2 separate regions of the Homo sapiens genome follow, and region 1 is linked to region 2. Evidence: read pairs that join two places in POLR2A ChIA-PET (ENCODE). Cell type or tissue: CD4-positive, alpha-beta T cell. All regions are shown on one strand. Links, peaks and the distances in the headings refer to the core of each region. The heading gives the core; the rest is flanking DNA.

Region 1 (16,152 bases), core at 4,807-7,306, 65 kb before region 2:
CTCGAGACATCCCTACGGCAAGGCATTTCTGTAATCGACAGTGTTGGCAGCGGTTTCTACTGGTTCGATCAATCAAACAGTTCTTCTGACGAGGACAGGAGTAGGTGGCATTGCTTTGCTGACTTCTCCTGAAAAAGCCCTGTGATATGGTTATAAAATATAAAACAGGTTAGTGTCAGAATGAGTGGTATGATACTAAAGGCAGGATGCTAAGCACTGAGTGGCATTAATATTTAATGGAGAATTAAACTTGTAGCAGAATCATCCAGGAGACCATTAATGAAATTAAAGTCACTTCTTTTTCCTTGAGTAAAATTGATCCCCAGAGCCTAATCCTCCATCCCTTATACCTGCAAAACTTTCTTTAACTTCAACAGACAGTTGCCCATGTAAAAAGGCACAGGACCAGGTCCTTGTTCTTGGCTTCTGATGATCAAAAGCAATGTGCCTGATGGAATGATACAAAAGGACTTACCTTTAGCCTTTATCTCTAAGAGATTGTTTGTAAAATAAATACAAAACACTTCCCTGGAATATCCAAGTTAAGGAAAATGCAGCCACACCACAACCTAGGGCACTGTGAACCTGGTGAACCATGGTAATCTTCACTAGCCCACTTCAACACACGGCCCTTTAGGCGTTTCTCACTCCCCAAGTCTGAATCTGCTATCGCAAGCATTAGATAACACTTGGAGGGATTATTTTGGCAGATCAGATTGGGAATATTCCCTCATCCCTGGCAGTTTAGAAATACCACATGTTCAGAACCATGGCCTTTAAAGATGGAACAAATCCAGTCCAATGCTCATCAAGTTCCTCTCGTGTCAAGTGCTGTTTGGGAAATGAGAGGGGATACAAAGATGTATAAGGAGCTACTGACCTCAATAACTTTATTTTTGTTTGTTTTTGCTAACTTCCTGAGCTGTATTCTTAGCTGATTTTCACTGTTTATTCTTAGAGTGTCAAGTTTTCCTTTTAGTGATGTTTTAACAGCAACCCAAAAGCTTTACTACGTAGTATTTTCATTCTCATTCAGTGAAAAACATGTTCTAACTTTCAATAGATTTCTTCTTCAATCCAGATGTGATTTAGAGGCATATTTCTTAATTTCCAAACACATGGGGGCTTTTTTTCGGGGGAGGGGGCAGGGTCTTGCTCTGTCACCCAGGCCAGACTCCTCGGCTCAAGCCATCCTCCTGCCTCAGCCTCCTGAGTAGCTGGGACTGTAGGTGCACACCACCATGCCTGGCTAATTATACATACATACATACATATATATATTTATATATATTGTATTTATATATATATTTATATATATATTTATATATATTTATATATTTATATTTATATATATTTATATATTTATATATATTTATATATATTTATATATATTTATATATATTTATATATTTATATATATTTATATATTTATATATATTTATATATATTTATATATATTTATTTATATATATTTATATATATTTATATATTATATTATATATATTATATTAAATATATTTATATATATTTATATATATATATTTATATATATATTTATATATATATTTATATATATATTTATATATATATTTATATATATATATTTATATATATATTTATATATATATATTTATATATATATATTTATATATTTTTTTTGGTCGAGATGGGGGTCTCGCTGTGTTGTCCAGGCCTGTCTTGAACTCCTGGCCTTAAGTGATTCTCCCACCTTGGAGTCCCAAAGTGTTGGGATTACAGGCATGATCCACCTTTTTATCTTTTTATTGCTCATTTATCTTTCAGTGGCTTTGCAAGCTAGGGATGTATGCAGAAAAAAAATAAGGTAAGTAGAGTCATTTCCATGAAGCAAAGCCATGAAGGGTACAAAAGAGAATTATTACCTTCAAAGCTTTAGTTGTGAAGATAGATGACCCCAATGAGGGCGACACTAGTGGGGAGAGGTAAAATCCTAAAGAATTAACAGAGTGGTAGGCAAACTGATAAGGGTGCTCTCCCACTGAACGATTTTTCTGGAGGTCAATTTGGCAGTTGTATCAAAAATTTTTAAAAAGCCTACCCACTGAGCTAGGCTTTTAAGGAATACACGTTAAAGAAATATTTAGAATGCTACAAAGATTTTCCTACAAGGGTGTTCTTCACAGTACTATCTATAATATAGAGAATGTAGAAAGATCCTAACTGTCCAACATTACTGAATTAAAAGAGTCATATTGTATACTCATACAATGGGATTCAACCACTACAAATGGTATTTCAGAAATATAATTATTGATATAAAAGGTGATAAAAATATACCATTGAATGTTTAAAAAAGGAACTAAAGAGCTAAACATAGTATAATCCAAGTTTTGTGGAAAAAAAGGACACCCATATATTTACTATAAAAGAAGATTTGGAAAATTATGCCCCAAATTGTTGGCAGTAGTTGGTGGGGCCAATCAGATTTTATTTTTCTTTTTGTTCATCTGTGCTTTTTTTTTTTTTCCCCCCTACAATAGGCAGATGGGAAGTTATGGTGGGCAGCTTGAGAAGAAGTGCACCTGCCTTCCTTTGTAATGGCTGGGGGCCTTTGTCAACCAAGTTGATGTATATGACCTCAGTTTCCAGTTCTTTGGAAAATCCAACCTGGGATGGGACAGGGCAGGACCCTGACTTCTCACTCCTCTTGCTTTCAGCCAAGGTGCTTGCTAACCTTGACATGGGCAAGGCTGGGGGCCTCATGTCTCAGACTGTCTCTCTGTTGTACTTTAACTCTACCCTTGATCAAGTCCCGCCTCTTCTGTAAAGCAATCTCTCTCTTCTGAAAAATATCTAAAGCTATGTTTTTTATTTTATTTTATTTTATTGTTTGTGTGTGTCTGTTTCCCCTGTGAAAAGGAAGTAAGAAGAAGTAAGGCTTTCTTTGGGGGCTTACTAGAGAGAATTCAAGAAAATATAAATGGTCACAGAGGCAGATAATCCTTAGAAAGAGATACCAAGAGGTCAGCTGTCTAGGTATTCATTTTCCCCTGAGACACATAATCTCTGTCCAAGCTGAAAGGTGTTTATCTCTTTCTTGAGACTCTCCCACCGTTCATACCCTTGTGTAAAGGCATCACTGTGGATGCTTAAAATCAGGAATGTATTTGTTTTTGCTTTAGCTGAAGTTGAGTTTTGTTTGCTTCACATTAAGCCTGCTACAGTTTCTTGTGTGATCACCGAATATGAGGAATGTCTGAATGATCTCTTCTTTTTTTCTTTAAGTGGAGCTAGTACTTGAGGGCTGCCATGCTATTTCCTAGATATCTCTTCTGACGACCAAATCCCAGCATCTGTCACCTTTCTTTCTAGGCTCTTTTCCACCTTGCATATTTCTTCTCAGAATCCTTTCCAATTTCTTCACTACTTCTTTTTTTCTTTTTTAAAACTGAGGCAGGGTTTCGCTATGTTGCCCAGGCTGGTCTCGAACTCCTGGGCTCAAGCGGTCCTCCCACCTCGGTCCCCCAAGTAGCTGGGATTCCAAGTGCGAGCCCATGTATCTGGCATTATTTCTTCATTTCTTTCAAAAGTCTGAAGTCCCTAACTAGACATAGCTCTTGAATAATGGTTGGGTCATTAATGAAAAGGATGCCACTTTTTAGTTTGCATACATACATTAAGTTAACTTCCACCCACCATTAATAAAGTCCAAGACTGTTAACATAGAAGCATATATTAATCATCAGTTAGCTCTGCTTTAAGGGCATGAGGATGATGATGACAGATTATCAGTCTTACTGAGTACTTGTAGTAACCATATCTTTTTATTCTGTATTTTGGATGCAGACATCTTCGGGCTTTGCAGACACTGGAGGGACTGCCCTTGCAGGGCTGGATAACTCCTACATACAGCAAACAACCTGCTGTCAGCCACCTCTCACACAAAACCAAGTGGGCTAGAGCCCACACCCAGCACACCTTCTTCATCAGGCCCTTACGCTTCTCGCCATGATTCCCCTGCCCTGGTCACCCTAGGGCTAGGTACAAGACAATTAGGGACAGCCCCTACCTCCTAGCGCCGTCTGTAATGATTCAGACTAGCTACTTATCCTAATCCTGCTCATCCTGCTGCACCTTCCTTCCTGTGGAAAACACCATGGAGGCTCTTGGCAGTGTTTCCCCACATCCCTCTCCCCTTCACTGACCCTGGCGCTTCCCCATGTGTCCCCTGTATGGTGTGGCATGGGCCCTGTCTCTAGGGATTTGTGAGTCCAGCACTCCCTCCTTAATCGTCGTTTTGCTTTCCTCGTTTCAGTTACTTGCGTCAACTGCAGTAAAAGAATATTAAGATATTTTGAGAGAGAGAAGGGAAGCAAAGAGAGACCACATTCACATAACTTTTATTACAGTATATTTTAATAATTGTTCTGTATTATTATTATTGTTGTTAATCTCTCATTGTGCCTAATTTATAAGTTCAACTTTATCACAGGTCTGGATGTATGGGAGAAAACAGTATCTAAAAGGTTCGCAGTTTCAGGCATCCCCATGAGGCTAAGGGGGGACTACTGTGTAACAAACTTCTTCCTTCATGACAGTCATTTCCAGATCTGTGTGTCTTATGGTACCTGATTAAAACAAATCCCAAATACCATTAAAACAGCACTGACTTCATACTAGGCACTCTATGCTTTATGTGGATTGTGTCATTCACTTGTGACAAGGGCAATATTGGGCAAATCCTATCATTCCCCTGGTTTTAAGGCTGAAAAAACAGAGGCTTAGAGAGGTGTAGTGACTTGCTCAGAGTCCTCGCTGTAGCATGGGGTAAAGCCAGGATATGACTTCACATAGTTTAACTCCAGAACTTACACTGTCATCTTGTTTTGTTTTTCTGCTTCTCTTGTGTGTCAAAAGAATTCCTCCTTAGTTGTTCTCATATGGGGCAACCATTAAATTAGGCAGTGTAAAAAACAAGTTATGCAGAATAAAGTAGCAAGAGCAATCTACTCTGAAATTAGTGTTTTCCCTCACTTTAGCACCTTTAGCTGACCCAGCTTCCTACCGCCCAGACATTTTACAAAAATCTCTCTCTGGAGTTGCCTCCTGATCTGGATTAGGAGTCACATAAGAAAATCAGTCTCATGAGTCCATCATTTTTCCTCATTTCTGACCAGAAGTATTCTGCCCCATTTGCTTCACCTTATTTCTAAATCACTCTAGCTCATTTAAACAAACAAACAAACAAACAAACAAACAATGAAACTTACTGCAAGGGCACAGAATAACTATCATTAAAGATGTCTGTGTAATTATGCCATAAGTTGCAAGGCAAACTCATGAAGCATTCCGTATGTTCTTTGAGCAGTGGCACTGTGGCTCGAACCAATGTCCAGCTTCCACACTATCTGCTTGGAAGAGGATTACCCTTATTTGGAAGTCTCAGTTTTGAGGATTTGGGGAAAGCAGGCACGCAAGCAGACACACCTTATTCTCTACAGCATCATTTATACCTCAACTAAGTCAGCTGAACAAATGCCTGCTGAAAAGTTCTGGGAGTGGCATAGCTAAGAACCAGAAAGGCGATCTTTCTTTTGGATTAAGTCAACAGAGTCATACCCACAAGGAGAACTATCAAATATCAGATGCGAGAGGTGAAGTGGGGTTATAAGGTGAGAGCTGAGAAGGGAGAAACAGGGTGAGTAAACCTCCATGACTCAGACGAATACTGAACTTTGCATTTCAGGAAGAATGAGGGTTTGGGTTGCTTCTTTTTCTTTTTAAAAACCTCTTCTTTTCAGTATTCCTTGGGGGGCGGGGTTCTCAGAGGATTAAGGGTTTGGAAAATTAAACAGATAAGATACTAAGAGTTAAATAACACATAAGAGGAAGAAGGATTAGAAAGAGGAAGAAGAAAAGTAGAAAGTGTGGTAGGTACCTTCCTACCTCAAGGTAGAAGTAGTGTGTTTCTAAGTACAGAGATAGATTTTGTCTGATTGGGGAGAAATCCTGCAAAAGGATTAGGAAGTGAGTGAGCTGAGAGATGAATTCCAGGGATTGGAGGTCATACAGAGAGCAGGGGAAGCACAAAACTAGGGCATGGAGTTTTGGGTGGAACTGAGGAGGCGTAAAAAAAAAGTGCTGAAGTTGTGAGCTGGGAAAGGTATCAAGTACATAATTTGGCAATTTTGTTATTTCTAAAAGATAAGCTAACAAATTACTTGGCTGTCATAAAAGTTCACTTTTTATGGATGTTAAAATACATGGAGATGTTCATTTACAAACATGGTGAGCTTGAGCCAGAGAGCCACCATGATACATTTCAGGTAGTATACGTTTAGTGTGACTGTGGCGCACTACCACCACCTAGTGGCAGCAGATTACCATGCAGCTATTGCAAATAGAAAATTAGAATAAAACAAACAGGCCTTTGGTGCTGAAAGACTTTGAGAGATTATCAGGTACAGCAGTTGACATATAGGTGATGCATCAGAAACACCCACAGAGCTTTTAAAAGATACACCTTAGATATATCAAACCAGAACTATATATCAAACCAGAAACTTTTGGCGATGTCGTCCAGGCATACATAGTAGTTTGAACAATGAGAAATTCCCATTTTTATAAGTCAAAAAAGAAAAAAATTGTCATTTTTTTTTTTTTGAGACGGAGTCTTGGTCCGTCACCAGGCTGGAGTGCAGTGGCATTACCTCGGGTCACTGCAACCTCTGCCTCCTGGGTTCAAGTGATTCTCCTGCCTCAGCCTCCCGAGTAGCTGGGACTACAGGCGTGCACCACCACACCGAGCTAATTTTTGTATTTTTAGTAGAGACAGGGTTTCACCATGTTGGCTAGCATGGTCTAGATCTCTTGACCCCGTGATTCGCCTGCCTCGGCCTCCCAAAGTGCTCGGATTTACAGGCGTGAGCCACCGTACCTGGCCACAATTGTCATTTTTATAGTAAATATTTTTTAAAAGCTCCCCGAAGACTTTGACTTCCTTTTGTTAAGAACCAGAGATTGATTCGAGTTTTCTGATTTGCCAAAAACAAAAATGAAGTTTAGAATGTTAAATGACTTGTCCAAGGTCCCATGGCTGGGACTCAATCTCTTGTCCTGATTTTAAGTCCAGTGCCCTCTTACTTATATGTATCTTCTTCATTGTGGGACAAACAAAACAATGTCACACATTCTCGATTTCCTGACACAGAGTCCCTACATATCCACCTTTTGTTTCAATTCCTACTGTCTCAAAGACATCTCTCCAGTGTTCCTCCCTTATTTCACCTAGCTTTTCAAAACGCCTTGTGCTTTTATTTCTGATACGTGTCTTACCTTCTCTGGAAATTCTATTCCCTAATACTTTTTCTTTAAAAAAAATGACTGTATACTATGAATTTTTCACTGATCCCATTAGATGGGCGCTTGGCAAACTGGGACAGAGGCCATGGTGTTTAGGAGAAGGCTCATACCAGGTTGCAAGAGCTGAGTGCTAAAATGTCAGGAATTTTGTTATTAAGGCTAGTTATTAAATCTGTTATTACACATTAACTGATGCATTCCTGACATAAAAAATTAACTACTTTTTAATGATTATTTTACTGTTATCAATGTTCTTCAGGTTGTCTACATCAATTATCCTTATATCTGAAGGTGGAAATACTATACCATGCTGTGCATCCCTTCCCTACTCTGTATTCTGTGAAAGAGCGGGTCGGGTGGCTTGAAAATGGCCATTGGTGGGATTATTTACACCACAGAAATTGGCAAATGTTACAGATCAGGGTTTGATTTATTATTTTGCTTTATTGTCTAGATTTAAAAAGTGATGGCCCAATGCAGTGGCTCATGCCTGTAATCCCAATACTTTGAGAGGCTGAGGCAGGAAGGTGATGGCCCAATGCAGTGGCTCATGCCTGTAATCCCAATACTTTGAGAGGCTGAGGCAGGAGGATCACTTGAGGCCAGGTGTTCGAGACCAGCCTGGGCAACATAGACCCTGTCTCTACAGGAAATAAAACAATTAGCCAGGTGTAGTGGCATGTGCTTGTAGTCCCAGCTACTTGGGAAGGTGAGGTGGGAAGATTGTTGGAGCCAGGAGTTTGAGGGTGCAGTGAGCTATGATTGTACCACTGCATTCCAGCCTGGACAACAGAGTGAGACCCTGTGTCTTAAAAAAAAAAAAAAAAAAAGACCAGGTGTGGTGGCTCACACCTGTAATCCCAGCGCTTTGGGAGGCCGAGGTGGGCAGATCACGAGGTCAGGAGTTCGAGACCAGCCTGACCAACATGGTGAAACCCTGTCTCTACTAAAAACACAAAAATTAGCCAAGCTTGGTGACAGGTGCCTGTAATCCTAGCTACCCAGGAGGCGGAGGTTGCAGTGAGCCGAGATCACACCACTGCACTCCAGCCTGGGCAACAGGGCGAGACTCTGCCTCAAAAAAAAAACACAAAAAAAAAAACTGATGAAAATTATAATAATGCAGATTAAACTTAACAGTACATCATATCCAGTGCTCCCATTGTGAATAACATAAAAAGTGGAAGAAATGTTCTTCTGGTATTTGAAAACTATTAACTGAGTCAGCAAGGAAGTGGTTCATGTCATTGTTGGCGAATGAATGAAGTTCCAAAATGTCTTCGTTGTTTCACTCCCTTCTTAGTCATTAATGTAAACAAAATATCAACCAACATTCATGTTGGAACTAGTCTTTCCTCAGTTGTAACCATGCAGATAGATGTAGGAGTTCAGCAAAAATCATGAGAGCATTCAGTGAGAATCATTTGTCTATATGAAATTTAAAATAAAGAATATTGTATATTTTATTATTGTTTGAAAATTATGTGAAATTATATCAATGAGATAGATACCAAAGTTATCTACATACAGATAGACACTTTTTGCTTTCCAGAGAGCCAGTTGTTCACAGCTTACCAGCATGTGGCTGGCCTGAGCCTCATCCTTGCTGTGTCACCAGCTCTCCATCACGTTGTTTCAATGCTTCCCCCTGACTTTGGATAGGCATTCACCCAAAGTTGTGGTTTGGCCTTCTAGAGCCCCCATTGACTTTCTGGAACAGAATATATATATTTAGAGATACGGTCTCTGTCACTCAGGCTGGAGTGCAATGGAGTGACCACGGCTCACTGCAGCCTCAACTTCCTGGACTCAAGTGATCCTCCCACTTCAGCCTTCTCAGCAGCTGGGACCACAGGTGTATGCCATCATGCCTGGCTAATTTTTAAATTTTTTGTAGAGGAGACAGGGTCTCGCTTTGTTGCCCAGACTGGTCTTGAACTCTTGGCTTTAAGTGATCCTTCTGCCTAGGCCTCCCACAATGCCGGGATTACAGGCATGAGCCACTGCACCCGACCTAGAAGAGAATGACCCACAGCCTGTTTCCCAGCTGTCCTCTCCAGTGTTTTCTTGCTCAGTGACAGGCATCATCTTTCCCTCAGTTACTCAAGGCAGAAAGATGGGCTTCACTTAATCTCTGCCTCCTCCCCACCCATATTCAAGCATCACCAAGTTAGGCTGCTTCTTGGCACCTTCCTATTTCTCAGATCCATCTACTTGTCTCCATCTTTACTGCAGTTTTCTTAAGTTTCCATGTCTTTCACTTCTTGAGTTGGTTATTATACAACCTTCCAATTGGGACCCCTGCTTCCATTCTCATTCCCTCCAATCCATTTCACACAGTTACTAAAGATATCTTTCTAAAACATCAAACTGATCAAGTCACTTCTCTGCTGATGAGCCCTTAATGGCTCCCTGCTGATGACCAGGCAATGACCACATGTCCGGGCAGCTCTTCTCAAAGTCATAGAATGACCAAGCGTAAACTTCTATCTCCACAGTTCCCCAAAGAAACTCTCTCCTTCCCTTCAGGATTCACTGAGAAGACATTCGGTTGCTCTGGGAACCTCTCTGACCTGGGCCCTCTCAAAGCTGGTTGAGGGGCCCCTCCCATGTGTACCTTTAAGAGTCCTGTATTTATCCCCCTCCTAGCCCTTACCTTGTTGTATTATTAATGTCTACCTTTTCCAGGGCCTGACTGCCTTGTTTCTTTGTTTCCAGTAGCTAACCCAATACTTAGAGAAGTCAATAAATACTTGTTGAACAACCAGAGGAAAAAATGGTGGCAGTGATAAAAACAGTGGTGACGATATGCTGAGCACCTGCTCCCTACTAGGCACCATGTTGGACACTTTGCCATCATTATTTGCAATCCGCAACAACCTACAATTGGCAAAGTAGGGATATGTATATCTGCTTTACAAATGAGAAAGTTAAACTTAAGAGAGGTTAAGCCGTGTGCCCAAAGTCACAGAGCAGGTAAGGGGAGGGCCCAGGATTTGAATTCCTGAATCCTAGGTGTATCTTATTCCAAAGGCCATAGACTTCTTAATACACCACCTAAAAAGCACCAAGACAAACATGTAGGGCCGACTGAATAACAACAACAACAACAAAAGATGAACAAACAACAAAACAAACACGCAAAAAAACACTTTTCAATTTCTGTAGTCCGAGTTCCCTACAATGGTTCAGATGAGGGAGATGGCATTTTATAGGGTATCAAATACCAGGTTTCCATACAGGTAGGAAAGCACTCATTTGTCAGATAAATTTTAAAAGCCTGGAAATATGCCTGGCACTTCCTACTGGAGTTTTAATAGTTTTGTCTAAGTTCATGGGCTGGCTGGACGCTGCACTGTGGGTGTGGCTGGGAAGGTGAACGGGGGTCTGATTCTGAGTTGTCCCCTCCTGTGTGGGGCTCCTTCTCAGTGAAACAGAGGCTGAAATGCTGATCTGATGTTTGGTCTTTTGACAATTTTCACTTAATGAATTGATTCCTACAGTTCATTAACATACCCACTTCCACTTCTGTATACACATATGTCTTAATTAGCTGCTCATTGGCTGTTTAATTACAAGAAAACAGCTGACAGCTGCCTTGCTGAATTCTAATGGCAGACGCTTTGGAACGGCTACACACTTGCTTTTGACAACCAAGATTTATTCATAACTCTGTGATTTATTGTGAATGCTCGTATGCCTGCCCAAATTATTGTATTTTCCAGTACAACTAAAAATTTGGAATTTGGGGGACTGCTGAAGTGGGTGTATGTCTACCTTTCATTTTACGTCTGAGACTAAGAAAAGTAGAGATGAGAAAAGCAGAGAATCTTCTATGTAGAAGCATGTACTGTGTTGCAATTTTATTTATCTTGGCAACTTTCTGTTGAGAATGTTCAGAAGCATGGGGGTGAGAAGGAAGAAATATCTCTGGATCAGTGTGGGCCAAAAGTTAATTATCTGGCTAGAGGGGGAAAAAGAGGATAACTTCATTTTATTGAGGGGTAAACATAAAGGGCATGCATGGATTAAAATCAAGCAGATGAAATTATAAAATTAAAGTTGGGTGGGGGTCAGAAATAAGAGTCCTCAAAGAAGCATATGAGGAAAAAAAGTTGTTCTTTAGAAAGAGCAGGCGGCCTCATTCACGAAAGTTAGCTGGTCCAGCCCTATACTCATACATCTGGCAGCAATAAATCACAGAAATTCAGATTTCCTGAGCTACGTTTTTGTTCAGTAGTGACTGGCCTCCCTGTAGAATTGTATGCGCAAGTGGTCTCTGATTAAAGCTGCCCACGTGTCATATTTGGTAAGTGTCGATATCTGCTTTTGACTGTGCTTTGCCATACTCAGATCCAATACAAGTGAAGACATTCAGCAATGGTTATTCCCAAGCACGCACGAGGGACCTGCCCCAAGCCAGGTGCTGTGTCAGGGCCCTATCTACAACATGGCTTCGAGCCAGGCGTTTTCTGTGAGCTGAGGAAGGGCAGCAGTTACTGGGACATGATTAAGATCTAAACAAACAAATAAAAAAAAATCTGAATCATCTTGATGCAAATTGGGTTTTAACACAGCCCTACCACTTGCGCATTTCATCACAGGACTGGAAGATTTAGCTAAACAAAAATTTTCGCTTACTGCCTGTGTATAACAGAACCGAAACTCAGGCATCGTAAGGATGCAATAACAGCTTGTCCTCCCCCAGGTGGAATTTTCATTTTAAATGCCCAGCTCTAATACTGGGGCCACGTATTAAAATAAAAATGAGCATGAATGTATCAATGGTGAAAAGTGGACAGAATTAGTTCACGACTAGCAACATTTCACAACTGAGATAATAATATTAGAATCCTCTAAAAGATAATTTGAGCCTAAAAGGAACATTCATATAAAGCTGCTTTTTAACCTAAACATAAAAAGCTCCAGAAATGGCTTTAACTACTTCAGTGGGGGAAGGTGTCACTTATATACTCTAGATATTTTTGAAAAGCCTTTTTTATTGTTTAAGAAAATATATTTGTTAACGCAGAGACATTGTCTCAAATTATCTTTAGTGGGTAGAAGAGGAAGCTTTGAATAAGACATCATCTTAAATGTATTGATTGGTAAGTGTATATTGGACAAATGAATGCCAGTTTGTTCTTAGTGTTATCAAGAGGAAAAGGTTTTAAATGTAATCAGAAACCAATTCACTAACCCCAATACTGGATCGTGCATTATCATTAAAAAACTTGCAGTTAAAATTGTGTAGCCAAAATATCTAAAAGGATATGGATTAAAAAATGTATGTGTGTCTTGAGATCAAATGTTCACCCTCATCATCTGAGCAGCCACTGTATCTCATGATGAAATTAGGAACAGAAGTTGAATGGCAAACAAGATGATTTCTCAAAAGCAAACCTTAACCAATGATTATTTTCCTCCTAACACTTCATATTTTTATTCACTTTGAAGATTGAACTTTAACATCTACAGCCTCTAGTGTTACCATGGCCTTTTCTTGTGCTGGCATGGGGCACGACCTGCCCCTCCTTCCTGGCAGGCCTGCCCCAGCTCACGTTATGCCCCCTCATCATGCTCACCCAAGGCTGAAACTAAATTCTTTTCCAAGAGCTCAGAAATGTCTGTATGAACAGAACTAAAAACCTTGCAGGCCTGGATTCTAACATATGTTCTTCCGAAATGCAATATTCAGGCTGAAGCAGTGCCAATACATTGTTCCCTGATTCTTTCAAGAGAACAAGTAAAATACGTTTATAATAAAAACCTTGGCATAATGGAGTCCTTAAAAATTTGAGGATGGTGTGCCTGTCTACCCTCATCTTCCACTAGCCACAGAAAGTGACCCTTTGCTTCAATCAAACTGAGTTATGTGCTGTCCCCTAAATACAACCAAGACTGCCCTTTTTCTGGGCTTTTGCCTCTGCCATTCCTTGTTCTCCTTCTTCCTCAGCACAGAATGCCCTCCCAGCCACCTTGACTGGGAAAATCCTTCCTCAGCTCCAGCCCACGGTTGGTTCCTCCTCAATGAAACCTTGCTAGGCCAACTCTCCTTTAGACCACCTAGGTATGCTGTCTAGTGGATATGTGCTTCTTTTTTCTTTTTTTTTGAGACAGGGGTCTTGCTCTGTTGCCAGGCTGGAATGCAGTGGCACCATCATAGCTCACCAGGAGCCTTGAACTCCTGGGCTCAAGCAATCCTCCTGCTTCAGCCTTCCGAGTAGTTGGGACTTCAGGCAAACACCACCATGCCTAGCCAGTTTTTTTTATTTTTAATTTTTTTGTAGAGACAGAGTCTTGCTGTGTTGCTCAGGCTGGTCTTGAACTCTTGTGCTCACATCTTCCTCTCAGCTCAGCCTCCCAAACTGCTGGGGCTACAGGTGTGAGCCACTGTGCCCAGCCTATATGTGCTTCTTATGTATATCATAGATTGTGGCCTTACTCTATATTAGTTCTTGCATTGCTATTTAGCTTTCCCTACACAGGCCTCATCTCTACAACTAGACCATAAACTGCTTGAGGGAAAGATGTGGTCTTCTATGTCTTTGGATCCCTTACAGTGCTTACATAGTGCTTGGTCCCAAGGGAGTGCTCATAGTATTCTTTTTTATTGGCAGATTCTACATAACACATTGCAAATGGTCACAACAATCAAGACTATATCCATAGATGTCCCAGAAATAATATCTGACTATACAGAGCAGCATTACCAAGCCACCAAGAAGTCTGCCTAGTAATGACAATGATAACAACAGCTAACACTTAGTAAGTGCTTGTGATGCATCTGGCATTCTTCCAGGTACTTTCCTTAAATGCATGTGACAACCCTATGAAGTTATTACAATTACAGTCCTCATTTTACAGATGGGGGAACTGAGGCACAGAGCAGTGGTATAGGTGCTCAAGCTGGTAAATAGCAGAGCTGGGATTTCAACTCGGGCAGTCTGGTTCCAGAGTCAGAGCAGAAGCATGGCACCTGCTGTCTCTCTACAGACAGCAAAGGGGTTGGGGAGAGGATGAACTAGGAAGAGCCAGAAATGACAGAAAGAGCTACTAAAGCTTCTACCATTTTTGCTGTTCATGTGCAATGCTTAGCAACTATGTGCCAAAATAATTATTTCAGCAATTAAACAGGTCCTCTAGTTTCTTATGGTGTCAGCTTGTTAATTTAAAAATGCAATTTAAAATACGTTCACAAAATGATTAGCTCAGAAGATGACTGATCACCTTTCTTCTCTCATTAGATATCTATTTGATATGTCTAATGTGAAATTTTTCTTATGTTTAATTACACTATCTCAGCAAAGTTATTTACAATTGATCATGATAGAACCACCTTTACCTGGTTAGAACATGATAAATAATTAACATAAAATGGCAAAAATAGAAGTCTTTTGACTTCTATTTTTATAACTAGGAATAAAAGTGTTAGTTATAGCAGAGAGAAATTATAATGGAGAACAAAGAGTATATGTATCAAATATAAACATGAAACATTGTTCAAGTCCCTGGCTAGGCATAGGCCCAATCTGTTAATAAAATTATGTTTTATTTATTTTGTGGTTTTCATTGGATAAAGTCAACAGAGCAGAGGAACAGAGCCACAGATAACTGAAAACCACTTTGGCACTGAGGAGGTATGCAGACAAGATCTGGAAGGGAATCTAGAAAAATGGCAACTTTGGAATAATAGATACCTTTTGTTTTCTTATCGCTTTTATTTTTGTCATGATAAATATTAAGAGTAAAAAGAAAATTCACATTGTTTGTGCCATGGTACTCAGTCAACTTAGGTTTTACTCAATAGCATGTTGTTAATTAATCTTCCAAATTGTTGGGGTATTTCATATGAAGTAGCCCCTACCCCCACCTTGTCCTTTCCCCAGACTCCATTCCTAGATAATCACTTCTGTCAATTCCTAGATAATCACTTGCCTTACTGACAGATTCAGAGGAAGCCATCAGTTTTTTGGGCAGAATGAAGGGACAAATGGTGAACTGGTATCCGGGATGCTGCCTAGAACCCTGTCCATTTAAGAAGACACCCAGGTGATACGCAATGCACAAAAAGCACTGGAACTCCCAGCAGGCAAGCACTGCAGTCTATAAACCCTCTATTGAGAAAGGCCATGACATGTCTACCAGGGACACAGATTTGGGAGGCAGAACACAAGACAGGGTGAGGGTGAAAAGCAATGGCTACCTGGCCACGTCAGCCAAATCAGCTCCAAAAATCAATGCGATGACAGTGGTCACAGGCAGATCACTCTCACCTTATAACCTGGGATGGCACAGACCAGACAGATTATTTCATTTTGTTTTTTCATTATTTTTATTTACTTTTTTGGAGAGAGGGTCTCACTCCATTGCCCAGGCTGGAGTCCAGTGGTGTGATCATAGCTCACTGTAACCTTGAACTCCTGGACTCAAGTGATAAACCTGCAGCTGTCTTCCCTGAGTAGCTGGGACTACAGGTACACACCACTACACCGGGCCTCTCATTTTGCTTAATTTATTTAATTAGTCAACTAATTTTGAGGGAGGGCAGATTTTGGAAGTAAAGGGCATAGATGGTTCTGTAGTATGCGGAAATCTGAAGCTTTGCTAAGATGGGATCAACATGAAGCATCTGTACATGTACAAATTAGCAAATGTTACCATGACTAACAGTAAAATGAAGAATTAAGGAAATTATAAGGTTAATTTCCTTGAAGTCTCTCAGTAGTCATTTGTGTCTATAGGTGATTTTGTATTTTACAACATTGTATTTTCTAATTTCATGAAAGGAAAGCTAACCAAATTCGTGGA
Region 2 (16,152 bases), core at 6,218-8,717:
CCCTGGAGACAAACATGGTACTTAGTAGTATAAAGCAGAAGTGCTTTATGCAAACTTCCAATTTTGTCATAAAGAACATTAAAAAGGTATGGACTTGAGGGTCAAAATTTAATAAAGTTAATAAATTTTTCTGCTTCATCAAGCACATTCTTAAATGAAACTTTTTTTTTTTTTTTTGAGACAGAGTCTCGCTCTGTTGCCCAGGCTGGAGTTAAGTGGCACAATCTCGGCTCACTGCAAGCTCCACCTCCCAGGTTCAAGCCATTCTCCTGCCTCAGCCTCCTGAGTAGCTGGGACTACAGGCGCCCGCCACCATGCCCAGCTAATTTTTTGTATTTTCAGTAGGGATGGGGTTTCACCATGTTAGCCAAGATGGTCTCGATCTCCTGATCTTGTGATCGATCCGCCTGCCTCGGCCTCTCAAAGTGCTGGGATTACAGGTGTGAGCCACCGCGCCCGGTTTTTTTTTTTTTTTTTTTTTTAACAGCAACTGCACAGTAATGAAGAATACCATGACTGCTGGTACAGCTTGGCATTACCGTCCTGCTTCCTGCTAAGGTGCCAGCAGTTTTACCCACCAATGCTTTGCACCATTAATACAAATGGTCACCGTAGTAAAAAGGGGAAACAATGCCTCAGTATTGTTATGGAACTGGTTTTTATCTCTTGGAGCTTCTGAGAGGGCCTTGGGGCCCCGCAGGGGGTCCCTGGATCACACATTGAAGACCACTACTGTAGAGGATAGTATCTATAAATCCAAACGCTCTCTAATCTGCTAAATGCTTATGTCCTTGTGGGGTTCACGTAAAGAAGATTTAAAAGGTTTATTTCTGTCTCCACTCTCCTGCCCTTCCTGCTTAAAAAAAAAAATTCCATTGTGGTAGTTCAACATAAACTGTGTGTATAGAACAAAGAAATTACAGTACTGTTGATTTCATCAGCATTTTCTCCTAACAAAGAAAACTAGCTATTCTAACATGCTATTGAGAAAACTATTGAACTACCATGAGTTATAGGAAATATGACATGCTCAGTGCCCCCTCCATCTCACCTAAGTCCCAACTCTTTCCCAAACCTTTCACTTTGGGGGTATTTTGGATGAGCTCTTAGTAGTGTCCTCAGAAATAATTGGTTGTCCTAATTCAGCCCCATGCAAATTAATGCTCCCCTAAAGAGGCCTTATTATAATTTTCAACCCTTGATGTCTACATAATCCCCTATAGTTCTTTAACTTCTTGCTTTCTAACTTCTGTTTACCGATGCACTACTTTTGTCAGCTCAGTATAGCATCAATTAGTAACACAGTTGTGTTTATTAGGTCTCCCTAGAGCCTTGAGAAAGCTGCTTTGTATTTATTAATGACTACACAGAGCACTACTATTTTTCAATAGCACTTAAAAATGAGTAAATTACTGAAGATGAACTATAAAAGAACTTTAAATTTCAAAGGCAAGCAAAAAAAAAAGCACATTATTTAAAACCACTCATAATACTTGCATGGTTAATTTTATTTTCAATGTAATATCAAGAGAGAGGGAAGAAAGTCAAACCCAGACTCTTCTTCCTGTTCTACTTTTGGCATTTTGGAGTACACATGATTTGAGTTAGAGAACTGAAGCATAGATCTGGTGATTAATTAAGAGCTGGTTTAACAGGTCTAAATTTCATTATGTCACACACCTGTTAAGTAATGCACACCTGATTCAGCAGACATCCACCCACAAGGTTAATCTCAAAAAATTAAGCAATCAACAGGAAAGAAAAAAGAGGCATACTGCACTAACTTAGGTCCAGTTTTATGTTCTCAAGCATAATTCCAATCCACCAATTTGAAATGTATCCACTTTGTTTTCTCTTATTTTGTGAATAATTCCCTGTACTACATTAGGTGAAGTTAGAGTTGCCCACACTGGTATAGAATTCACTACTCAAGGAAACCAGAGAGACCAATCGCTCCTGTGATGAATCTTTCCGAACCAAACTTAAAGTGATGCCAGCAATTATGGCGTTCATTTGCCCTGCTTTTATATTCCTGGTCATTTATGAAATGAAGACGCTGATCTGCAAAAATCACTATGCATTCATGAAAGGAGCTCTGGGAGCTCCCCCTGAGGATCTGGCTATGAGGCAGAAACATACCTCAGTGCACTTCCTTTGTCTTGTGCTCCCTCTTTGATGTGCAAGTCACTGGTGGAGTAAGCTGTGATCGCTTTGATGTTGAACTTCTAGACTTTATTGTTACTAGCATGCCTACAAAGAGAGCTGTCAGTCATTTCTTACATCTGAACAACCATGTTTCTTTACAGCGCCTCTTTTACAAGCATCAATCCTTAAATACATGTTTTCACATTCCTGCTGATTACCACACTATCTTTGTTGGGGGAGGGCTGTGCTCAAATATAACTACAGCACCCACATTTTCTGTAAACACCCTGAGGCATCTTCAGATGGCTGGTAACCAACCTTCTTCAACAAGAGAAGCCCCAGTGCAAAACATATTTCTAGCAAACGAAAACATTCTGAAAACACTCGATCCATCTTAACAGTCGAAATGAGCAGTTTAGCCAATATTTCCCCTAAGCAGCCACTGAAATTGCATAGAAACTTCCAGGCCACTTCAAAAGGGATTCTGAACGTAACAGCAGCAGGGGGCTTAGAAAGACTGCCAAAACCCTGAGACATCTTAACTCATCTTAAACAACTTTGTTTCTCTGCAATAGTGGAAACAAAATGCTTCTGTTTTACGAGATTTTGCTTGTGGTAGAAACATTGCTTTTGAAATGGATTTCTATCAAACCAATTGTTTTGTTAAACAATATCATTTTCAAAAGTTGCTTGATGTTACGGATGCAACTTAAGAGGAGGAGGATTTTTCATAATCTTGTGTCTAGGGCAAACGTGGCTGTGAATGCAATGGAGGTACAATTTCTTAGATATATACAAAATAGGCGGTATGCAAATCTTTAAAGATCTCTGTTGAAAAAGATATGGCTCTAATTTCATTTACCAGCTCCCATCAGATTTTCTTTTCAAACTCCTTTATCGCTTCTGAAACTGCTGAATATTATCAAACCCCACTGGGAAATTCCACACAAGGAAATAAACTTAAGGTGCTTACATCACACCATGCTGGTTTATAATGAACTGCTGTCTTTTTGAATAAATGTTTCAATGAAATCCAAGTTTTTAAAGATGCCAGGTCTCAAATTAGGAAGTTAAATGATATTTTTTCATGCTGGAGCTTAGTTCTGTTTTTCTTTTTTATAAAATAAGATGGCATCACAAGAGATACATTGTTTCTGCTTGCTAATAAACTGCAGACGATACATTGGGAGAGACTCAATTTCTTTGGGTTCCTGGCTTGGAATATTTGGTAAAGAATAAAATTACTGTGGTACGCAATGGTTAAGGCTACTCCATGGTTTCCATTTTTAAACAACTGCCCCCGCCCCTTGGTTTTAAATCAACCATCAAAAACGGAAAAAGCTTTAGGCTACAATTTGATAAATAAGGTATGACTGTAATTTACTAGAACTAAATCTGGGCATATTTATTATTAATATTAATGAAAACTTGCTTGTTCTTAAATTTATTTAAATAGCATAAAGTAATTACCTCTTTCTGTCTTAAATTTTCACTTCCAAAAGGAACTGATTAGCTGATAGAAGGACCTATAGCAATTAAGGGTAGAGACAGGGAATAAGGAAAGTAGGAGGCATTTGTTTGCCTCTCCCAAGTCTCAAACAAGAAACTAGAGCATGTTTCTGTTTTAATAGAAACACTTTCATAGAACGGTAGAGATGGAAAAGATCTTGGTGACTACCAAGTCCAACCCTTTAACTTTAAAAACAGGGAAAGTGAACAACTGAGGTTTAACCTGACAATTATTGCATCGCAGATCTGGGACAATAACCCATATCTTCATCTTCCCCCACCCTATGTAGGGGGGTTTCCACTACTCAACATTGTTTTGCTACACTGCGGACAGGGTGACTCATGTACAAAGTGAGGGTGTTGGGCTTCAGAGGTTTCTCAACCAGAATTATCTGAGTTATCTTTAAAAATGTAGCAATACTTGAGCTCTACACCTTGGGACCAGTAAAATCAGAAATCTGTAAGAGCACAGCCTGGGCTTATATATCTTTTAAAAACTCTTTAGATAGATTAATACGCAGACCAGGTTGGGAGCAGATGACCTGTGAGGTCTATTGCAAAATGTTCACCATCAGTTGGGAAAATTTTTTGATTCAGTTCCCTGATGTTGACCCATGAGGCCATAAGCATTTCTAAACCATTATACTGTTTTTACATTGGCCTAGCTGTTGTTATTATCTGCATTTATCTAGTTCATTGATATGTTTACTTAAGTATTACCTACCTCTCCCACCAGAATGTACACTCACAGAGACCAGAGACTGACATGATCACTGCTGTCCCCTCGGCCGCCAGCATCACATCTGCCACAATAATGAGATAGATACTACACCAGCATTTTCAAAAGAAAAAGGGGGCTGGTGTCGCAGTGTGGAAGCAGGCAGGTAGTCCTTCTCCACACCAGCCAGAGGAAGTCTACTTTCATCTATCCCACCAGACTAGAATCTAAGCTGCACGAAGGCAGCATTTGGTCTCCCCTGTTTGGATGTCACCTCCAGAGCCTGGACACTGGCAGATACACACCAGATGCTCAGTGCCTGAGAAAGGCCATGTGCTAAACAGGAAGCACTGATCAGCTTCCAGGGCACTGAAACCTTTACTTTGTCGCTGAATAAAGCAACCTTGAAAAGACATCACTGTTTCCACTGAGTTGGCCTTGACTTCTGCAGTAAGACTCTTAGCCTGCTCCTGCTAAGTGGTCACAGTATTGGCAAGACCCAGCCCAGGCACACAGTGAAGGCTAAAATACATTGTGTCTATGTCACATGCAGAGGCTGGGGCTTCTGGACAAGGCTTTATGACGAAAAGGAGTACAGTATTTGAAAAGTCTCACAGCAGCCTCCAGCACCAAAACAGCCTCAGGGTTCTCTCCTGTTTGGGCCACTTGGGGTAAGAGATTTGAGGGAACAGTCTGCCCACTTGCTTCTGCATGCTGGTTGATAGCAAGGCCAAAGTTAACAGAAAAATATTTCAAGTGTGTTAATAACAATGCCAGAAATTGCTCACATCTGGCACCTCTTCCATGCTGAAGGGAGTGAACTAAAGAGAAGTGAATGGTTACCTTAATATAATTTACCTTTCTGAGATTCCCTTTCCTCGTGAGTAAGAGGAAAGGGTTAGCCCCGAGCAGTGGTTCCCAAACCTGTCTTATCCTCACAAGAGGATCTTTTACAAAAGAAGATTCCTTGGCCTCCCCTCCTAGGCTTTTGGAAGCAGGATCTGTGCAGGTGTTGCTGGAGAAAGGCATTTATTTTTTAAATGCTTCCCAGATGACTGTGAAGATCAATGACATTTGGGAACCACTAGAGGACTGGAGGACTCTGCGGTCCACCTGGCTCTGACAGGCTAGAACAGAGAGCTTCACAAAGTGAGGCCTAAGGACCAGTTGCATCAGAAACATCTGAGATGCTGTGTAAATACATGCCTTCGTGGGCCTCACCCCAGACTGACAGAATCAAACTCTGTGTGAGACCCAGGGATCCGCCTTCTTAAGACTCTCTGGAGTATGGGTTCTACTCTACAGTTTCAGAACCACTGTTTCAGGCAGGATTTTAGAGCTAACTTATGGCTTATGTGGAAGCAAATCATGTTCATCCATAAGTATAGGGTTTGACTTTATCCAGTTACATTAACATTTCATTGCATTGTTTGGCATGTCACAGAAATCTCCTTTGTTTTAAATGGCATGTAGCTTATAGCAAATGCAAATGTGTAAGTCCAACAGCCATAAAGCAGCCTTCTCTGACTAAGTGTGGCTGCCAACTTCTCAGTGCATTTTTTAAATGCTGATTCATGGCTTAAGACACTTGATTGGGAGGAAGGTGTCTCAGCTCCTATTATAAAAGCACAAAGGTGGTACCTGAATTACCTAGCACACAATAGGCACTTAAGTATTTGCTGAAACAAATTTATTTACTTATTTTCACCCACTGTTCTACAGAAGATTTGAAGTGAGATGAACAAATAAAAAGAAGGAGAAAAAAAACCTTTCCAACAACCGAAAAATGAAAATAACATTCTGTGAAAAAGAGAATACTTCTCATGTGGTGAAAAAAAATCACACTTCTGGGTGGCGCAGTTTGTAAAACGGTTGGCTTCAATAACTGATCTGAAACTTAACCACAAGTCTTCACTTCTGAACCACTGCCTTATTTCTATGATAGAAAGGTTTAAACAGCAGTTTTTCCTTGCTTTTTATTTTTTTTCTTCTTTTTCATGAAACGCTGCAATTTCATCTTTCTAATAGGAACACGTAAGCACTATTATCCTTTACAAGCCTGGTGATTATTTGTCATTATTATTACCCTGGTTATTCTAGCTCAGATCAGCTTTGACTTCTTCAGCAATGCAAAATTCATATAAACGTGCATTCTTATACCTCTGTGTAGCACCAGGAACAAATAACATTTAAGCAAATAGGAAGATCTATATTCATTCCTCAGATTCCGACACAGAAATCAGATTGTTTTACCATTGTTTCACACTTGTTATAACACCAAAATCCAAATCCACAATCCACTTGTATTATCTATTTATCCTAAAAAATATGCAAATGAATGCTTGTCGCTACCTCATGCAGAGTTTCTGACATATCCTCTATCTTATTTTTTAGGCAAACTGTATATACTTAAGTGAACCAAATGATCTAACCATAAATCTTCAGAAACCAAGGGGTTAATAGTTTTTTTCATCCATGTTTAAAATTGTTTTATTACCCCCCAAAAGCTACTGTAGTTTACTTTTTTACTAAATGTTTATCATTTTTGAAAAAGAAAAGCTCTAGATTTAAAAAGGGGAAACGCTGAATTTAGCTCATCAAATGACGACCTCTTTTTAAAAGATATTCAAGGGTTGGGAATTAGAATGGAGTTTGAAACTTAAAAAAATACGAGGATTACTAAAAATGTCATAACAATTGTTGACTCACAAACCAAATTTCACTTAAATTTAATATTGAGCCAAACAGCAAATAAATCAGCTTTAAGTTAAAAATTTTTTTTCCTTTACTTCCTGCCAAGCAAACTTTTAAAATTCAGTATCCCTTCCACAGTTACATTTCTGATAACCATGAAGAACAACGAGTTAAACTTTTGAATCTGGAATAGAAATGTCTCATTCCAATTAAGAAAATAACTACAACCTTTGACCTTCCCACTAGCCTGATGGGAAATTCACTGGCACCATTATGGGTTTAGCCGTCCATGTGCAAGTAACCACTAGAGGGCAGCCTTATCTCATATCTGACATGCGGCAGAAAAATACCTGAAATGCTTCTAATGTTCCTTTAATTATTTTTGTAGTATCTTTGATTTTCCTGGATACTTAATAATCAACTTCAAATGGAACTAAAAGTATTCCTAAACAGTTCAAAAGTCCACTTTCACAAACAATGATATCACAAAGACTGGTGGTGAGAGGTGCTAGAGATACAGCTAGCTGATGTTATCTTTAAAATTTTAAAACAAAAGTTTTTCATCTTTAAGTCATGGCTGCCTCTTTACTATGTGCTGGGTTAAGTGCCAAGTCAATTATATCACAACTGGCACTTGGGGTCCATCTTTGGCATTAAAATTTCAAGTGGTTCTAGGCAAACTGAAGTGTGTTTGAGGAAGAAACTGACCAAGATTGTGGGAAGGCAGAACCACACTTACAGCAAAAAGGACTGGAGAGGGACAGCAGATATTACGTATTAGAGGGGTGTGTGTGTGTGTGTGCGTGTGCATGTGTGTGTTACAGTACTAGTCTTCAAATGACTTACAGTCTTTCATTTGAAAGATGGATTAAATGTGTTCTGCACAGCCCCAAAGGAAAGGATCAGAATTAAGGGATTAAAAGTACAAAGGAGAGAGTTATGCTTGATATAAAAAGACTTTTCTAATTCAAGATGGAGTAACCTACCTTTAAAGATAGTGAGTTCCCCATCGTTGGAGGTGTTCCAGCATAACCAGATAACTACTTGGCAGAAATATTGTGGGCAGGGTCCAAATCCCAGTGAGACATTCATCTGAGTGACTTTAAAGGTTTCGTCTGAGACTGAAATAATCCTTATTTGCTTTCAGACAAACACACCTTAATCCAGCAGTCATTAAGGCCATTCCCCACTAAGTGAGAAATGAGATTTTTCAGATCTACTTGAAAACTTTTAGACTTCACGTGATTTTCTAAAAGACAAACGATTTCTCAAGAATAGATCTACAATCATGCCCCTAAGCTGTCATGAAAACAAACACGACAGCACTCACAAGCACGAGAATTCGTAAGCTTTATACTACACAAAGTCATATTAAAATTAGAAGATGCATTTGTGAATGTTCCCTTTGCCTAAGGATAAGTGGAACATATAGATATATCTCTCAATTCTATCATAATGGCGATTGGTTACACAGGTTAGCTGTACTTCATGGTATTCTGTATTCTTGGGGAAAATAATGCTTATATTTCACTCATATCCTCTTAAAACAAGCAGACTTAATGAAAATCATGGTTGAAGAGAGCTAATGATAAGCAAATAAGAATAACCCCATTTGTACCAAACTGATTTTATTAAATAGTAATTTAAAGATATTAGGCTCAGCAAAGCATTACATAATTGGATCTATTTTTTTCCCATATAAATGCCAGAGTTATAATTTCCACTAACTAGAGACAAAGTTATATCCAGGACGTTTTTCACAGCTTCCTCCAGGGGAGGCATGAAGATAGAAATTAGGGTTGTAGTTCTTGTTTCACGTTATCAGATGGAAAAGCTAGGCTATAACGCAACCTCTGTGAGCCTCAGTTTCTTCATCAGTCACTGATGGGACTATCAGTGACTCTCTATGGAGGATTAAATGATGTAAGAGTGTTTGTAAACCATAAAGCACAAAATAAATATAGATTAGCATCATCTCCCTATTTGTTTATGAAATGCCTAGTAAACTTCAGAAGCAGTAACATTTTAAAAAATGAAATAACTGGAAAACCTAGGGAATAATCTTGACATTATTTTTTATACCCACAGGAGCAAAGATTTTTAAAGTTATCGTATTATCTCCTGAAAATATGATGAGGGCTAACAAATTTCATTCCAAAAAGAAAATCCAGAAACAAAAGATTTCAGCTGCTTCCTTGCATTTTGCCCATTGGATAGTATATGCTATTATCCATCTATTTAGACCTCCTATCTCTTGACAATTAACAGAAAAATCATGTTCTATCATGTCACACAAAATACTGACGGATAGAAAAAGCTCTGACTACGACTCTCTCAGTTCATGAATCAAAAGGTTGGGATGGAAGGGAGTTATCTTCAGTAGAATAGCTAGATGGGGGAGACAGAACTTGTAAATCATTCCTCAGAGGGTCTGTATGTGGTCTTTGAGATACTATCAAATGTCAATTCACACCTGACTTGTCACTGGTGGATGGCTCCAAAAAAACTGTTTTTTAAGTAGAGAAACATAAAAGTGGTGTAGCTGCTGACTCTGAGTGTCTAATTATGGCTTTAAAATTATTAAATATGAAATACATAAAGGCAGCCTTGATTTCTTACTAATAAGTGCTGTAAATAGTAAAAATGAATGCAGAAAACATTTCCATGACAGAGTATTCTTAGGAAATTTGTTCCACATAAGGGGTTTTGTTGATCCCTATAATAATTTAAGAGATTTTTAAGAAAACTGAACCCTACATCTACCTCTGCAAATCTATTCATCCATCCATCCATCCATCCATCCATCCATCCAGTAACTTTTCTCCAGTAAGTGGCCATTTATAAATATTATTTTCCTAGATACCCCAGAGCAAATAAGAAAGTGGTTGGGTGCTATTGTAGGTGCTTTGCAATTATCACCTTGCTGATCTCATCCACTTTTATTGTGTCTCACTTGAGTGGGAGGGAAAGATAGGAGAAAAAGGAGACTAATGAGAATTATTAATATATTTACAAGTGTATCTACTACATATTAAAGAGCTAAGGTTTAGATGACATACTGTATATTTCTAAATGACTATTTCTGTTTAGAAATTACATTATTTCATGACTGGGCAGCATTAAATAAATTATATGGTTCTCAATTCAAATCGTGGGCAAAAGGGTTTACTTGTGCATGCTGCTGCTTTGTATCTCAAGTAACGTGATTGAAATATATAAAATCAAGAGGCTGCCCATGAAAATGGTGCTTTTAAAATACTCTCTACTTCATGGAGGGTCCAGGCTTCTCCCTCCTCCCATGGACAAATGGATTCAGAAATCCTCTTTGTCTTTAAAAGAACTGATCCCTTCTTGCCAGATAAGCATTCTGCTCAGTAGTGGCAACCATTTGGGTTTTCTCTTTTCAAGATCCAGCCATCACCTTCTCCCAATCCTTCCCATCACAAGTAACAAAAATGGTACAAAAATCCCAGTGAAGGGATACCAGGCAATGGGTCCTTACAGTGAGATCAGAGATCGAATTCTAATTTCATTTCGTAGAAAGAAAGGCCAAGTTCTTCAAAACTACAGAATCGTATTTATTACAGTTGGACATACTACCAACACATACAGTATTTTCAAAGTGGTGAGGAGTCTTGCATTTGCACATGAATCAGGCCGGACGAAGAATCTACGGGCCAGAAATTCCCTTTAAGCCTCCCTGTGCTCTTATAACTCCATTTGCACAAACACAGGCTGAGCACTCATATGAAGCAAAGGGGTATATCATCTACTGAAACTGATGAACGTCTTACATTTCCTTTCAGTACTCCGCTGCCGCGTGACATCTGGCCAATGCACTTTTATGATGAGCAGAACAAGTGCTCCCCCGATTATAAATGTTATAGCTGGCTCTCTCCCTTTGCCCAAGAAGCAATCCAAATGGTATTGGAATTTTGTTGTTAATTAAACAAAAGCAAAATTGAAGGATGAGACTAGAGTTACTCAAATGAAGATTTATTACATTTGAGCATGAAACTAAGCCTAAACTTATTTGACAACTAATGCAGAGGAAGGATTTTCTTCTTTGGTGAGTTCAAAGGGCCTGATTTACTGATGTTTAAAAAACATCAGTAAATCAGCCAACAAAGAGAATCTTTCTTTTATGGTGGCTTGTTCTCTCCTCCCTTGTCCACATGCATCCACATACCAAAAAGCTATATTGTAAACAGTATTTCTGTTTTGCACGAAAAATCTAGTTATACAAACTGTCTTACACATGGAACCAATTTAACTATTAAAACTGAGAAGCAATAGGGAAGTATTTAATAAGATTCTAAGCCAGTTTTTTCCTCTAAATCTGATATGGAAACATTTACAGCATTCCTCACTTCCCCACAAACTATTTTCTCTTTCAGCTTAAGTTTGCACCAAAGCAAGATAATCCCATTAAAATTCAGGATATTATGATATTGGGAGTGAAATATTCTAATTGTTCAGATGCATTCTCTCTCCCTCTTCCTCTATCTCTCTCTCTCTCTCTCTCTCTCTTTCAGGCAGCTGAGTTTATAGAAAAATTGCATTGCCAGTACTTCTGAGGCACTTTTTTCAAAGCACAATACTATGAAACTATTATTTTATGGCAGACAGAGGTCACTCCAAGTGTGGGGGTAGCGTGTGTGATTCTTATTATTCTATTAGCAAGGGACAGTATGGAACTTCACTTTGTAGAATTACAAAAGCAAAAGCCTATGTACTAGGAAACATCAACTTTAAATCAAAATATTAAAACGTACTTTCCTTTTTTTTGGTGGGTCGTTACTGTTCATTAGGGGAGAAAGCAGTTTAAAATGTCTCAGCCTCTCGCCTTTCCTCCAATCAACACAAAGTATATTAGACAAAGTGGATAAAGACTGGCATTGACATCTTCCAAATAGCAAAATCAATTTTATAATTTAAAGACAAAAAATGCTTTAACTGCAGAGGGCATTTAAGACGTTTCACACTTACAGGGCTAATGAAATGCAGGACTAGCATAAAAGTTTTTTGGGGGGGTGGGGGAGAATAGATTTTTTAACATAAGAAGTCGATAAGAAATCTTAATAATTTTTCCTCCCAAATAATTTTAAGTGCTTAAGAGCGCGGATCACGGGAGGTTTCCTCTCTTTTACTTATATGAATTACATATTCTAAAAATGATTAAATCCCATTCCCCTCAAGCCACAGGGGAAAAGAGAAAATTTGCTGTGGGCACATTATATAGAAAGATTTCATCTCAAGCAGCTCATCTTAACGTCCAGTACGTTTCGGCCTGTTAATAATTAATAAAAGAGATGCCACCCAATCTCTAGTGAAGAAAGGCAAAGCTCGGTGATCCGAAAGTAAACCCAGCGCAGATACCGAACTGGTGTCCTTCATTCCAGATTGCAACACAACCCCAAACTAGCAAACGTTTAACAGGCGCTTGGCACCCGCACCGGTGGCTAGGACCCGCAGGACAGTCTGGGTCTGCACAATTGCTGCGCATTAGGGAAGCCGCGTCCGCCGCAAACAGATGGGGCTCTAAATCCCCAAGCCTGGCGGCCGGGCCTGCGAAGCAGCTCGGGCAGATTATCCACGGCGAGGAACCTGCGGGCGCACAAGCGGGCGGCGGGCGGCGGGCGGCGTGCTGCGGGCTGAGTTTCTCCGGAGCTGTTTGCAACCGTCCCAAGAGCGAGTCTCGGTTTCTCCGGCAGCACGGGCGACTTCCTGAACACCTCCAAACTTTAGCTTTCCCATCAGAAAGTTCCCTGACTTGCCACGGTTTCTCTCCTTCTCACCTGAGAGGACCTAGAGCCAGTCCTCCCTCCAACCAAATCCCCCTCCCCTCCCGCCCCCGGCCCGGCTACGGAGTCCTGATGAGGGCGGAAGGCCGGGCCGCCCGGCAGGATTGGCCGCGACTAACCCGCGCCCGTCGGCCCTCACCACGGTCTAACCTCCGCCCCTGCCCGCGGATCCCGTGGGCTGCCGAGTTCCTCCCCACCTCCATCCACCAGCCAAAGTGTCAAGCGGGGTGCGCCGCGGCTCCCTGGGCCGCCCAGAGCGTCTTGGCACGCTCGAGGCGCCCGTCTCGCTCCGGCCCGCGCGCTTTCGGAAGTGGCCGCGGCGGGACACAGCGCGGGACACAGCGCGGACCTGCGGCACTTGCCCGGCCGGCGGCCGCTGAGGCGCTCGGGGACGCAGGGGCAGGGCGCAAGGCCTGGGGCGCTGACCAGTCCCCGGGGATGACATCGCGACAACGCGCACGCACGGCCCTGCCCGGCCGCGGCGCCTCCCCGACCTAGGCCGGAGCTGTCCCGGGTGCGGGCCCTGGGGACCGGCCGCGGGCGTCCCCGGCTTCCTCTGAACTCCGCAGACCCTCCCCTTCCTTTCCGAAGCGCGGCGACTCCCGGCAAACTTTCTTTTGGGAGACCCGCCCGGTGCCAAGCGGACCCAAGAGACTGACAGGAGCCGGAGGGGGCAGCAGAGGGGGATCCACCCCGTGCGCCTTTGCCCCCCAATCGGAGGCAGGCCGATCCCGTGGCCGGGCTCAGGTGGCGCCGCGGCGGTGGCCCAGAAGGCCCTGGCAGGGCCCCCGCGCCGAGCCCCGGGCAGTACGTGCGTTCGGGCAGGCGCGCCCACCCCTCCCCCTGCGCGCCCTCCTCCCCGCCCCCCGGAGCCGCCAGCCCACCCGGCCCCGGCGGGGCGCCCGGGCTCACCTTTCATCGCTGCGATCACAAAATACATCATTTAAGCCGCGGTGCGGAGAGCGCAGGGAGAGCGGATGGTCCGACCCCGGAGCCCCCTCTGCCGCCGCCGCGCCGCCGCCGCCCGAGCCACAGCAGCAGCTGCCGCAGCTGCCCGCCCGCCGAGAGCCATCCCGAGCCATAAGAGGCTCCATGTGACCGGCTGACATCACGGCCGCCGCTCTGTTTACACCGCGCCCCTCCGCTTCCTCCCGGGGCGGGAGGCGGGAGGCGGGAGGCGGGAGGCAGGCGCGCCCCAGCGCCGCGCCCCGCCCCGCCCCCGCGGGCAGGTGAGTAGCAGCGGCGGCTCTGCTGGCCCACCCCGGCCGGGCCTGCCCTCCCGCGCCCCGGGCCCTCGCCCGGGCGCCCGCCTTCCCCTCGCCTTCGGGATCACCTGTGGCCGCCGGTCGCTTTTCTGCACGCAGCGCCCCGCGGAACGCGCCTCTGACCACTTTCTGCCCCCACTCGGTGGGGCAAGAGGCTCGCAACCCGACGCCACTCTCCCGCTGGCTTGCCGGAGCACTCGGGGGCGATAAATGCGCCAGCTCGTTGGTGGAAAAGACAGGTTTGGTCTGGGGAGCTACGGTCACCCGCATTTCCTAGAGTGCCCCAGCTCTAATCGGAAGGTACGGCCCACTTCTGGGCCGTGGAGAACGAAGCCACTGGGACCGTCCGGGGAGTGGAGTAAGCTCCTCCGAAGTCTTTCTGGAGAGACTCGGCCTGGGCGGGGGAACTCCGCCCACCCAACCCTTGGCAACCCTTGGATATTGGCAGTTATACCAATAACCAAGGTCCTGGTCTACACCTGTCCCCCCCAACCCCCTTCCCCGCGTCCAAGACCACTGATACCTGCAAGGAAAGCCGGAAATTGTATGTGAATCACCTAAATGAACTCCAGTTGCCAGCTGATTTGAGCCGCTAAATTCCCAGGCTCTTCCATATCTCTCCAGAGAACCCATCTACAAGTAGGAAAAGCTATCGTTTTCATACCCTAAAAATGAAACACTGTGGTAATTCTGACAGAAAATAAAGACCTCTGAAGGTGAACTTTGTACATTTTAACATGCGACTAAGACTTAATTCCCTCTAAACTTTGAAGCTTAATTCTTCTTACTGTCCTTACGGAACTGTAAATCATGACGTTATTATTTTACAGGTCAATCTCTTTACAATGAATTTCAGATGCTACATACCCAGAGTCTGCATTGTTTAAAACTTTGGTCAGGGTGTCTATAGTACCGAGCATAACAGAAAAAAATTCTGAAAAGCCAAGTTTGCGTACCTATTGCGGTTCCTTCACGAAATTTCATTCTGCTTGCTTTTCTGTTGGTCTGTTGCCACGCACAACTTAAAATATCAGATGGCTATTAGCTGTTGCATTCATGATGATTAAGCAAGGATAATTCTAGCATATTTTTTTCTCCATGTAAGTGAGTTGCTCTTGCCCCTGAGTTGGGCCACAATTTAAAACACAAGCAAATAATCAGCACCGTAGAAAACAAGGATTCATACACTCCCTCCCCAGCCCCCTTTCAAGGCAAAATTGAGTCTTCCAAACATTTATACAGCGCTCTGATTTAGAAGGTCAATAAAGTTCGTTGTCCTTCAGTCAAGCCATGGCTTTATAAAAGTTTGATTTCAGATAAATTCATTCTAATACAGCTTTTTTTCTTAAAGATTTTTCCCCCAAAAAAAACTACAAAGAAAAGAAATTATAAAAATGTGAACCCAAGACCTACCCATGTTAACTCAGCTGTCCAGCCATAGCAAAGTGGACAAGAGTTTCAAATGAATCAGCCATACCCACTGTAATGTTTACAATTATGAAATTAAATCACACCACGTTCCTATGATGCAACTATATCTCCCAATGAGGCAACGCCCCTCAGTTACACTGACACCATCATTCACATTTGGTTATTGATTTCCCTTGTGCTAACGACTAATGCCAAGCTATCCTATAAGCAGGTCCCAGGTACAATTTTCTTTCTTTTGTATCGTTAAAGGATGGAAAACCATCGGAGACTGCATCCTCGGAAGTATGTTCTTCCCTACTCAATGCAAGTGAACCCAGATATACAACTCGGATGATTCACAATGCTACTTTAAAACAGTATCCTGCTTTAGAAAACAATGTTTTCAAAAGAACCAAATCTATTAGCTCTAGCGTGCCTTGTGAGACATCTGACTCCAAGGTGAATAATCTGACATCACTAGTAATCAGTATTTATTTCCAGATCATTTCAAATGAAATCAGTCATTGGGAACAACATGTAACATGACATCTGCTCCTGCAGTTATAAGTAGAATCATTCATTCTATAGATATGTCCCCAATAGAAAT

The links. Peaks named below come from ENCODE experiments on the same cell type or tissue, not always from the same donor. Only the 100,000 strongest peaks of a DNase experiment are listed, where the experiment ranks them.
Region 1: POLR2A ChIA-PET joins it to region 2 with 21 read pairs; 9 of 35 experiments call an interaction of 5 or more read pairs at or near these places.

The regions. Positions count from the first base shown.
Region 1 is chr15:60,514,619-60,530,770 of GRCh38, forward strand. It overlaps RORA (RAR related orphan receptor A), which reads right to left. Exons shown (of 11, transcript NM_134261.3): 4 at 1-139. The region is part of intron 3 of RORA-AS1 (RORA antisense RNA 1); the gene reads left to right. Among named protein-coding and RNA genes, the nearest start is that of RORA-AS1, 44 kb to the left of the region's middle. In CD4-positive, alpha-beta T cell, for the core only: a CTCF peak has its summit at 6,335 (motif pointing left); DNase peaks (open chromatin) are centred at 5,651 and 6,323.
Region 2 is chr15:60,578,605-60,594,756 of GRCh38, forward strand. All of the region lies in intron 2 of RORA (RAR related orphan receptor A), which reads right to left. The region is part of intron 3 of RORA-AS1 (RORA antisense RNA 1); the gene reads left to right. Among named protein-coding and RNA genes, the nearest start is that of RORA-AS2, 95 kb to the right of the region's middle. RefSeq lists enhancers at 1,950-2,776, 6,435-6,484 and silencers at 13,070-13,189, 13,220-14,269. In CD4-positive, alpha-beta T cell, for the core only: CTCF peaks have their summits at 7,383 (motif pointing right) and 7,586; DNase peaks (open chromatin) are centred at 6,247 and 7,357; H3K4me3 peaks cover 1,171 bases; H3K27ac peaks cover 1,716 bases.